2 separate regions of the Homo sapiens genome follow, and region 2 is linked to region 1. Evidence: chromatin loops called from intact Hi-C (ENCODE). Cell type or tissue: HepG2. All regions are shown on one strand. Links, peaks and the distances in the headings refer to the core of each region. The heading gives the core; the rest is flanking DNA.

Region 1 (5,381 bases), core at 54-5,053:
TGCAAAGGAGAGGCCTTGGCCTCATATGTGTGAAGAATGGCAAGGAAGCTGATTACGATTGGAGAGGAGTGAGAGGAGGGGAGAGGGAGATGAGGGTAGTCAGGTGATGGGAGCCAGGTCATGAAGGGCCCTGTACAACATTGTAAGGACTCTGGTTTTTTGTCTGAGATGGGAGCCATTGGAGAGTCCTTAGCTGAGGGGTGACAAAATCTAACTTAGGTTTACAGGGGATCGCTCTAAACAAGGGAAAGGGTGGAAGCTGGGAGACCATTTAGGAGACTGTTAGAATGGCAAAAATGTTGCTTTAATAAATAAATGAATGAAGAAACAGATAAATAAATGGAAACCATAAAATTAGGGAATTTTGAAGCTGTTATGTATTATTGTGTAGTGAAGAATTAACTTTACCCAAAGCAAGTTCTGTTCTTTGTCCTCAGCTGCTAGAAGCTGATCTCTAGGTCCCTTGAATGTCTTGTTTCATAGAAGTATTTTTGTTTGCCAGGGGTTTTTAGCCACTGGACAGCCTAATAATGCAATATGATGGGGACTTTGGCCCATGCCGTATCAGTTCTGATCTTTTCCCAGTTTCAGTTTAAGAACTGGAAACTAAAACTTTTAGCCCCAATCTCCAGGAGAGGCAGAGGGACTAAAGATCAGCTAACATAGGCAATATGTGATCAAACCCCAATAAGAACACTGGACAGTGGAACTCAGTTCAGCTTCCCCAGTTGGCAGTACTCTTGAGTATTATCACTAATTGTAGTTGGGAGGAGGTAACATTATCAAGGACTCCCCAGGAGATGACTGACAGTTTTCTGTTTGGGAAGCTCCCAGATCTTGGCCCTACGTATCTCTTTCTTTGGCTTGTTCTGACTTGTATCCTTTTGTTATAATAAAACCATAATTGGAAACATAGCTCTTTCCTAAGTTCTGTGAGTAGTTCTAGCAAATTGTCATGCCTGAGAAAGTCTGTGGGTAGGGACCCTTGAATTTGTAGCCAGTTGGTCAGAAGTGAGGGTGGCCCTGAAGCTCTCTAAACTTTCAGCTGGTATCTGAATTTTGAGCAGATGTGGTAGTTGTGTTGGAAGACTGTGCCCTTAACTGTGAGTTTGGCAAACTCATTGCAGCTATGTATTTTATTACAGTGGCTACTGAACTATATCATATGCATTCTATCACAAATTGTCACTTCCTGGATCAGAAGTTTGCTAATTACAGCCCATAGGCAAAATATGGCCCATTGTCTATTTTTACAAATAAAGTTTTATTAGAAAACAGCTATGCTCATTCCTTTATGTATTGTCTGTGGCTGCTTTCATGCTACAACAGCAGAGCTGAGCAATTGTGGCAGAGATGATACTGTCTGCAAAGCCTAAAATATTTACTGTCTGGCTCTTCATAAAAAAAAATTTGCCAGTTGCTGCTACTGACCTGGACCTGACCTTGACCTGGGAATTGGGAGTATGAACTCAGAGGGTCACTAAATATGGACATTGTCTTTCACAGGACAACATTTTCATGATGGTTCATACAGGACAAGGAAAGTGAGGCACAGTAATGGATTCAGCAAAAGAAGGGCAAATTGCTAGTTAAGTGTGGCACTATTGCTCTATTAATGTAAAATGACAGCTGTCAAAACTGGCTTCCGCCTTGACCTCTGTCATCAAAATATATTCTATAGGCCAGGTGCCGTGGCTCATACCTGTAATCCCAGCACTTTGGGAGGCCAAGGCAGGTGGATTACTTGAGGTCAAGGGTTCGAGACCAGCCTGGCCAACATGGTGAAACCTGGTTTCTACCAAAAATACAAAAACTAGCTGGGCATGATTGTGCATGGCTGTAACCCCAGCTACTCAGGAGGCAGAGTCAGGAGAACTGCTTGAATCCAGGAGGCGAAGGTTGCAGTGAGCTGAGATTATGCCACTGCACTCCAGCCTGGGCGACAAGAGCGAGACTCCATCTCAAAATACATACATACATACATATATATATCCTATAGAAGGATTCTTTTTTTGGTCCCCATGACTCACATCTCTAATTTTAGGCTTAGCAATGATGGTAATTTACATTAAATTTTCTACAAACCTTGCCAACAACTAACATAATAGGTGTTCACTTCTTTTAAACAATGCCAACTGGAGTCATTGAGTCTGAAGATTGGCTCAAATTCCATTCTGAATCCTGTAGAAAGTGAAATGCCACCTGATATTCTACCAGGACTCTGGAAGTTATGTCCAGAGGGTCACTCACACCGAGCACCTGTCTCTGCTGAACTAGTTATGTTCTGGGTTTCTCTTCCCCCCCATGTATGAGTTGTTCCCAGCCTGCCTCCTTGAGCCATCTCTGACACTCATCCACTTTTAGACTCACAGAAGATTGTTTCAGGTTTATAAGAACACGCTGAAAGTTAGGAAAGGCAGAAGAACTTGACGTGGCAGTCAACATCGGCAACTTACAAGTAAATACTACAGCACTACGTTTCCCAAACTGTGTGCGGAGACACCTTGAGATGCTGTAGCCAACTTACGGAAATGCTATGAGGGGGCCGGCCATGGTGGCTCACGCCTTTTTAAATCCCAGCACTTTGGGTTTTTCGCCATGTTGCCCAGGCTGGTCTCGAACTCCTGAGCTCAAGCAATCTGCCGAGGAGCTTGAGACGAGCCTGGGCAACATGGCGAAGCCCCGTCTCCAAAAGATACAAAAATTAGCCGGGTGTGGTAGCACACACCTGTAGCCCTAGCTACTAGGGAGCATGAGGTAGGAGGATGGCTTGAGCCCAGGAGGTGTAGGTTACAGTAAGCTGAGATAGCACCACTGCACTCTAGCCTGGGCAACAGAGCCAGACTTTGTCTCCAAAAAAAAAAAAAAAATACAAAGAAAAGAAATTCTATGAGGTATTTTACATTTTCAAGGTAAACAAAGCGATATTCAGTATCTCTTAGGTACTGGAGCAGAAGTTGTTAGCTCAAAGTAGTTCACTGTTTCAACAGTAGATTGCGGCACATCCTTTCAATGATATCTTTGTGAATCTGGATATTCAGGGTTACTGAGATAAAAAGCAAGCACTGAGTGAAAATCAACATGGAACAGGAAATGAGGGTGGGGGGTGTCCAATCTTAGTCCAAAGTTTGAGAGGTGTGCACATCCAGTGTACACATATGTGATTAATAAATCATTGTAGTTATTTAACAATAAAGTAACATTATTTTTATTTAAATTTACATTATTATTTCAAACCACAATTAAGTTGTTAGGACATATTAAGCTGGTTGGGTTTGCTACTTAATAAAGGAACTGTTCTTTCTTGTGGCCCAGGGGACACTATGAAAAAATGCCAGAGGCACCAAGGAAGCTGTGAACCAAGAAAGTTTGGGAACCCGCTGTTATAGTAATTAACACTGTTGAAAACAAGTCACTGGGTGATTTCTACCATCTTAGGTGTCAGCTCCTGGCTAAGGGGCTAGGCGTTTATTTTCTTTCTCTGCCGTGTTTCTGTTTCCCAGCTGCTATTTGCTTCCCATGCAGAACCCTTTAGTCATCTTGTCTGTTTCCCTACCTCCTTTCAGACCATGCCCTCAGGGCGCTGCTCCCTTCCACCCTCCAACAGCTTATCAAGGTATTTCCCTAAACAGAGACAATTTCCTCTCTAAAGAAATTCTTTTACCAGCATAAAAAAAAACAAACTTATTCTTCTAGTATAAATTGCTGTGCTATGGGCCTTGAATCACCAGAGCACTGGCACTCAAGGACAGGGTGAAAGGAAGGCCAAATCGAAGGTAAAATTGGTGAATAAAGGCAGAGAACGGGCCTAAGAAAAAGTTGATTGCTTCACAATTTTACTGTGACCACAAGCTGTGTGCCCAAAACACATTTAAATCTGTCCAGAGTCCAGATACAGAGCATGTAACAGATAAAATCTTTTTCCTTAACTCTGTAAACTGAATATTTTGTAACCTCAAAAGGCAGGATTTTACATCATTGCGATGCTTTATTTCTTCCTGTAATTAAATATACTGGTATAAGCTGTGAGAGCAAAAGCTGGAAATTTAGTCCAGCGGATATGTCTGTTTTCTCAAACATTTTAATGAAATTTTTCTTGATCATCATCTTTGGGCTCGGAGCATACACACCAACCACTCCTTGCCTTGCTTTATCCTTTATTCCATTCTTATTTCAGAAGAACATTATACAACTTTGCCGATCTGGGAGTGTGGGGGAAAAACGACTGATTCTTTTATGAGAGCAGATTGGTCCTGGCATTTATGAAGCCCTGACTGCACTGAGGTCCAATGAATGAAAATATCCGTGTTCTCTCCACCTCCGGCTAGCTGCAGCAATATCCTCTTCCACATCCATCACTGTCTCATGCCTGACAGAATGATAGACACACAAAATCATTCCTTATTGTAGTAGAGATCTCTCACCCAAATGGTTTTCTGGTAGTTACTCTGACTCAACTCTGGCCAACAGGCTCCTGTAAAATGGGTTCCATGTTCTGCTCCGCATTGCAAGAACCACCTGTTTGTAGGTTTCATCACATTTATTTGCATTAACCTCCACAGAAAGCAGGACCTCTGCACTGCTTACAACACTCCGAGAGGCCATTTGCATAAGCCTTTGCATTTACATAAGGCATAGATTTAATGGATGAGGATGAATGTGGCATTCTTGGTGCTTCTGTTGGGAATGCTTGCTAGGAATTATTTCTGATTCATCAGTCTGAAGGACCCAGGATCTCCTGAAATTTTGAATGGAAAGTCCATGTTTTATTTCCTATCCTAATGTGTCTAGAGATCTCAATCTGATCTCTACCAAACATTTTTTGTAAATGACTCCTACTTAGTCCTACTTAGTCCTTAGTTAGGCACCAGACTAAGTGCTTATGGTAACCCTTCTCCAAACATGGCCACCATCAATTCCTTCCCCTCCTGGATGCACATGGTTCCTCATTTGAAAAGATGAAGCTTATTTCTCCTTCCCTTGAATCTAGGCTGGCCCTTTGAGTTTCTTTGACCAATAAACATTGGTGGAAATGACACTGTGCTGGTTCTAGGTCTAACCTTTAGGAAAGCTGGCAGTTTCTGCTTCCTCTCTCTTGGGTGCCAGCTGCCAAGTAGGGTGACCAAATACTCTGATACTACCACATTGTATGAAAGCCCAGTTAAGGCTGGGTGCGGTGACTCATGCCTGTAATCCCAGCACTTTGGGAGGCCAAGACAGGAGGATTGCTTGAGCCAGGAATTCAAGACCAGTCCAGGCAACACAGTGAGACCCTATCTCCATAAAAAAAAAAAATTAAAAAATTAGCCAGATGTGGTGTGCACTTGTAGTTCCAGCTACATTTGGGGCTGAGGTGGGAGGATTACTTGAGCCCAGGAGGT
Region 2 (5,381 bases), core at 74-5,073, 69 kb after region 1:
TGGGAAGCCAGCTTGGGAAGACGTGCTTCAGCTGTTCATTCATAGTCTGTGTCACACTCACAGGAGGTGGACCCTCCATTCTGAGATCACCATCCTGAGTGGCCCAACCCTTAACCCTATGTGACATTGGTGGTGTTGGTTTTTAAAGAGTATAAGCTGTAGGCTCTAATGAAATTCTAAGCCTTGTTTTGAGGTTTGAAACTTAAGAAGTATTTCAACCTTTCTGCCACTGCCATAGTGGGCCAGGGCACAGCGTCTTAGGTTGTATTTCATGGCACTTGTCCTCTTTGTCCTGTTTGCTGGCTCCCCTCTGGAAATACTCCCTCCTGCTTGTCAAACAGAATCTTTACACTTGCCCTGAGTCCCTTTTTTTTCTTTTTTTTTCTTTTTCTTTTTGAGACAGAGTCTCACTCTGTAGCCCAGGCTGGAGTGCAGTGGCGCAATCTCGGCTCACTGCAACCTACACCTCCTGGGTCCAAGTGATTCTCTTGCCTCAGCCTCGCGAGTAGCTGGGACTACAGGTGCATGCCACCTCGCCTGGCTAATTTTTTATTTATTTGTTTTTTGTATTTTTAGTAGAGACAGGGTTTCACCATGTTAGCCAGGATGGTCTTGATCTCCTGACCTTGTGATCCACCTGCCTCGGCCCCTCAAAGTGCTGGGATTACAGGCGTGAGCCACCATGCCTGGCCCCAGAGTCCTTTTTCTTTTGTAACCGTTTGATGTAGGCAGCCATGCCACTTGTATTCTTCACTGTCTTTTTTTTTTTTTTTTTTTTTTCCCCTCAGCGCTAGCACAATATTTTACAAGGAAATTTGGGAATTAATGCCACAGTTAGCTTAAGCTATATAGATAATTAGGGTTTATAGTTCGAAAAATTGTCCAAACTGAACCTAGATACCTATTTCTTACGAATTTTTTTATTGCTGTGGATTCTTTTAAAATTTAGTGTCAAGTTGTATAGTTAAAGTTAGTTGTTTAAATAAAGTTTGTTTTTGTTTTTAGTGGTAGGGTTTGGGATTTGGGTGGAAAAAAAATAGAAAAAGATGCAGATTCTCAATTAATAAAGCCTGTTATTCTAACCTTAGCCTTTCAGACTTTGCAACTGTCATACTTCTGCCACCTACTGCAGAATGCTCTGATTGATGCTTGAACATTACGAGGTGTAAATAATAATTATTGGAGGCATTTATCAATTATTTTCTATGTGATAAGCACCCTATTGAGCGCTTTGCAGGCTGCATTAATTTCTGTGGGCTGCCATAACAAATTACCAGAAACTTGGTGGTTTAAAACAACATAATTTTTTTTCTCTCACAGTTATGAAGACCAGAAATCTAAAATAAAGGTGTTGGCAAGACCATGTCCTCTCTGCAGCCTCTTGGGAAGAATCCTTCCTTGCCTCCTCCTCTTCTGGTGGTTCTCATTATTCCTTGGCTTATGGCAGGTAAGTCCCATCTCTGCCTCCATCTGCATATGGTCGTCTCTGTATCTCTCTGTGTCCTCTCCTTTTCTTATAAGGACATCAGCCACTGGATTTAGCATCCTCCTTAACCAGTGAGATCTCATCTTTATAGTTAACTAATTACATTTGCAAAGACCTTCTTTCCAAATAAGATCACATTCTGAGGTTCTCAGTGAACATGAATCTTGTTGGGGGGCAGGTATTCAATCCACTCTCACATCGGGATTAGTAGATATAGTTATTTCCATTTCATCAATGGGAAAGGTGAGACCCAGGAGGAGATGAACTTGCCCTGCCACTGAACTGAACACTGAAAGAGTTTGGTTGAGGACTTAGCTCAGTCTGATGCCAGCTTTATTCTCTTTCTGCTGTGTCATGCTGCTTCTAGAAAACCAAACTGCAAACTCAAGTCTAGAAAGTAATGACATCAACATTTATCCATCCATTGGCTTCCAGACCATACCACTTGGAGGCAAAAGATCAGGAGTAAGTAGATAAATTCTCGTAGAATATGAGAATTTTGAGCTCCTACTAGGTGCCAAATTTTTATATGTCCCTTAAATAGCCACAATACCTTATGAAGTGACTATTTGAGGTCACTTCATTCAGGGATGGGATTGAGACTCAAAGATTTTGACTTGCCCAAGGTCACATAGCTAGTGGGTTACCGAACTCAAATTTTGTTTCAGATATTGTGTTGCATTTAAGTTCATGATGAGCTCATCAGTGGAAGTGATTATGCCATGTATTGCAATATTAGGTACTCCATCAGGACCTAACTATCCAACCATCACACAATGGTGAGAGGGCCAGGATCATTCTCCTGTAGGGTCCTAGTTCTAACTAGTGAGGTGACCTTAGACAAGTCAATTTTCTGGGCCTTTGTAATAGGAAGAGCTAGCACTGGACAATGCCTTCATTGCTGATGTTTTGTAAGCATATTGTATAGTTATAGGAAAGTGCCCTTGCCCATATATGTTAATATTTGCTGGAGTGTGGCCAGGGTAATACAAAGTATGTTCTCACTACTGACTTTTCACCCCCAAGTTAATAGTTAACTTTGCCTCCTTGTTTAACTATGCTGTCTGTTGGCTTTGGTCAGAAAGAAAAATTCTGAAACACCTAGTGGAACGGTGCTAACATTTGTCTTTCTTCACCTTTACTTGATGTGGTTTATTTCTATTAAGTTAGGTCAGGATAGCTTTTCAAAAACATGATATTTCAAAAACATAGTTTAGTGTAACACAATTTACCATATAAATCTCTGAACAGATAAATGTTCAAAATAGAAGTATTTTCTTTATATGTTCATGGTATTTTTAAAGGTTAGAGTCATCTATTGCAGCAATTTGGAAAATCCTTCTTTACAGGCTGCTCAGTAAAGGAAAGGTCTATGGCCGCACTGTGAGGTGGGAACAGTAGGAACTTTTTTTTTTTCCAGACAGGGTCTTATTCTGTCACCCAGGCTGGAATGCGGGGACCACATCTTGGCTCAATGCAACCTCTGACTCCCAGGTTCAAGCGATTCTCCTGCCTGAGCCTCTCAAAGTGCTGGGATTACAGGCATGAGCCACTGCATCCAGCCAACAGTGTGAACTTTGGGGTCATGCAAACCTTTGATCAATTTGAGTTCTGTAACCCACTAGCCATGTGACCTTGGGCAAGTCACAATCTCTGAGTCTCAATCTCATCCCTGAATGCACCTCAGAAAGTCACTTCATAAATTATTGTGTCTATAAAACGGACATATAAAAATTTGGCACCTAGTAGGGGCTCAATTAATCCACTCCTCCTCCTCCCTCCTTTAGTCTGTTGTTTTGTGGAGTAAAAATCCACCATTTTGCAAATGTGGTTAGGACCACACGATGTAATTCCCTTCTCTTCCAAGTCTACTGGTGAAGTGGAAAAGGTGAATCTATTTGTCTCATTTTGATTAGGCCTCAGGGAAGGCCTAATTCTGGAAGAAACTCAAGCAGCATGGAATGTTTTCTCGCCATTCAGAAACAGTGCCTACGTTCATACATGTAAATTGGATCTGCCATTCTGTCTCACCACTGGATTTTACCTCGGGTGCCCTGAAATGAAAGGAAGTTTTGAAGGAGCACCGTGAAACTGTCAGTGAGCTCACTTGATAAATCATTGTTGGAACTGGAGGGATTTTTGCTGTGGAGGTAACAAGGGGCCACAGCCTGCTTTGGTGCCCAGCCCAGAAAAGTATAGCTGAGACTTGGGCCTGCTTCTGGTTGCAAATTGTTTACTGCTCAGCACTGTGGGCACATTTCCTTTTGGCTCTGCACAGAAACGACAGATGCCCATGGTCATGCATCAGGACTTGGCCTGTCAGAGAAGCTTGTTTAGAAGAGATTTAGACTATGGAGGGAAAATCATCATGAGGGTGAAAAGGGTTGGGTAAGATTGCTGTGCGCAGAACCCCGGACAATGAAGGCAGGGGCAAGAGAATGGGCTGGGTCACCTTGGCAGGCCTCTCCAGTCCCAGCAGCAAACAGGTAATGAGCCTTTGTATGCTGCTTTTGTGTGCTAGCCCCTGTGCTCCCAGCTGGAGGAATGAGGGTAAATGAGAAACAGCTCCTGCCTCCGAGGTCAGAATTTAGTGCAGAAGACAGCCTATTAGCCATCTCGTGCAACAAGGCAGAACAGAGGCCTCTGCTCCACATGGAAGGAAGAGGGCACAGTTAAGGACAGGGCCTCTGCAGTCCCACAGCCTGGATTCAAACCCTACCTGAGCTGCTACCTAGCTGTGTGACCTTGGGCAAGGTGCCTGACCTCACTGAACCTCAGAGGCCTCACCTGTGAAATGAGGACTATAATAATACCAAACTCCTGGGGTTGTCAGAGGATGGAAAGAGCATTTTCAGAGTACCTGGCACATTGGAGGCACTTTGCTGTTAAAATATAACCCTCATGAAATCTGTTTTCAGTATGAGCTGAGACAGAGACCACATTTTGCAAACTGAAAACCAAGGCATCTGAATATGCCAGCAGAGCTCTCCTGATTTATACACATGTATTTGTGAAGTCTTACAGAGCGTGGAAACATTAAAGCACGTTTGGGTTTAACAGGAGAATCCAAGTATTTGACATTAGCACCTTGTCTGCCTTTTGCCACTGGTTCTTTCCAGCAGAGTCTTATGGGGCTCTTTCAAATGCTGGGGAGGCCTGGAAGCATCCCCAGGTCTTCAGCAAACTTCCTTAGGTAAAATCAGAGCAATGTAGGAAAGACTGGCTCTGTGATAAATCCAGGAGACCAAACGAAAAGACCCAGTGATGCAGAGAGAGCCAGTATGGGTAGAAACAGGTGCTTTCCAGGATAGCTCTCCTGTCTTCCCCACAGGTCTGCTTTCTGTTTCTAATAGTCCTGTTTCCATTCTATCCATCCTGACCCCACGCTGCCATGGAACACATCCTGAGCACATATATGTGTACATATGTTTATAAGCATTCACATGTGCCCATGGGTGTGCACACACACATATGTCAGGGCTATCTCTCTAAGCTCTCCTGGCTCTGAGGAAATAGTCTTGTTTCTAACTGGATCTAGGCAGGCCCCTAATAGTACATCCACTCAGGCCATAAGGCCTGTGAGCCAGGCTGTGTCTCCCACATACCACAGGTCTATTTCCTGCCCTCATTCTGACCTTCTCAGCAAGTCCTCGTTTCCAGCCCAATGCCCTCCTCCCTGACTTGGAGACAGAATTTGGCCCTCAGGGCTCCATGGGACACAGCCTGCAGTCATCCTATGGCTCCACACTGAAACCCAATCAAACTAGTTCCAGCCACTGGAACCCACCCAATGTAGATGGCCAGGCAGGCCTGAGCACCTGTGCAGGTGAGGAGGCATCACTCTGCCCCTCTGTAGCTGCAGCCTCTCTGTGATCCCCAGAGCCAACAATTTTTC

The links. A loop is a pair of places that touch in the nucleus more often than their neighbours do. Peaks named below come from ENCODE experiments on the same cell type or tissue, not always from the same donor. Only the 100,000 strongest peaks of a DNase experiment are listed, where the experiment ranks them.
Region 2: it touches region 1 in a loop (13-fold over the local background); 1 of 110 quality-filtered maps calls a loop at or near these places.

The regions. Positions count from the first base shown.
Region 1 is chr3:40,840,495-40,845,875 of GRCh38, forward strand. All of the region lies in intron 2 of LOC105377043 (a long non-coding RNA gene), which reads left to right. Among named protein-coding and RNA genes, the nearest start is that of ZNF621, 320 kb to the left of the region's middle. RefSeq lists an enhancer at 3,176-4,044. In HepG2, for the core only: no CTCF peak of the experiment used is centred there; DNase peaks (open chromatin) are centred at 3,007, 3,577 and 3,867; H3K4me3 peaks cover 470 bases.
Region 2 is chr3:40,909,628-40,915,008 of GRCh38, forward strand. LOC105377043 (a long non-coding RNA gene) reads left to right here. Exons shown (of 3, transcript XR_007095885.1): 3 at 1,321-1,735. Among named protein-coding and RNA genes, the nearest start is that of CTNNB1, 290 kb to the right of the region's middle. In HepG2, for the core only: no CTCF peak of the experiment used is centred there; DNase peaks (open chromatin) are centred at 2,504 and 3,064; H3K4me3 peaks cover 374 bases.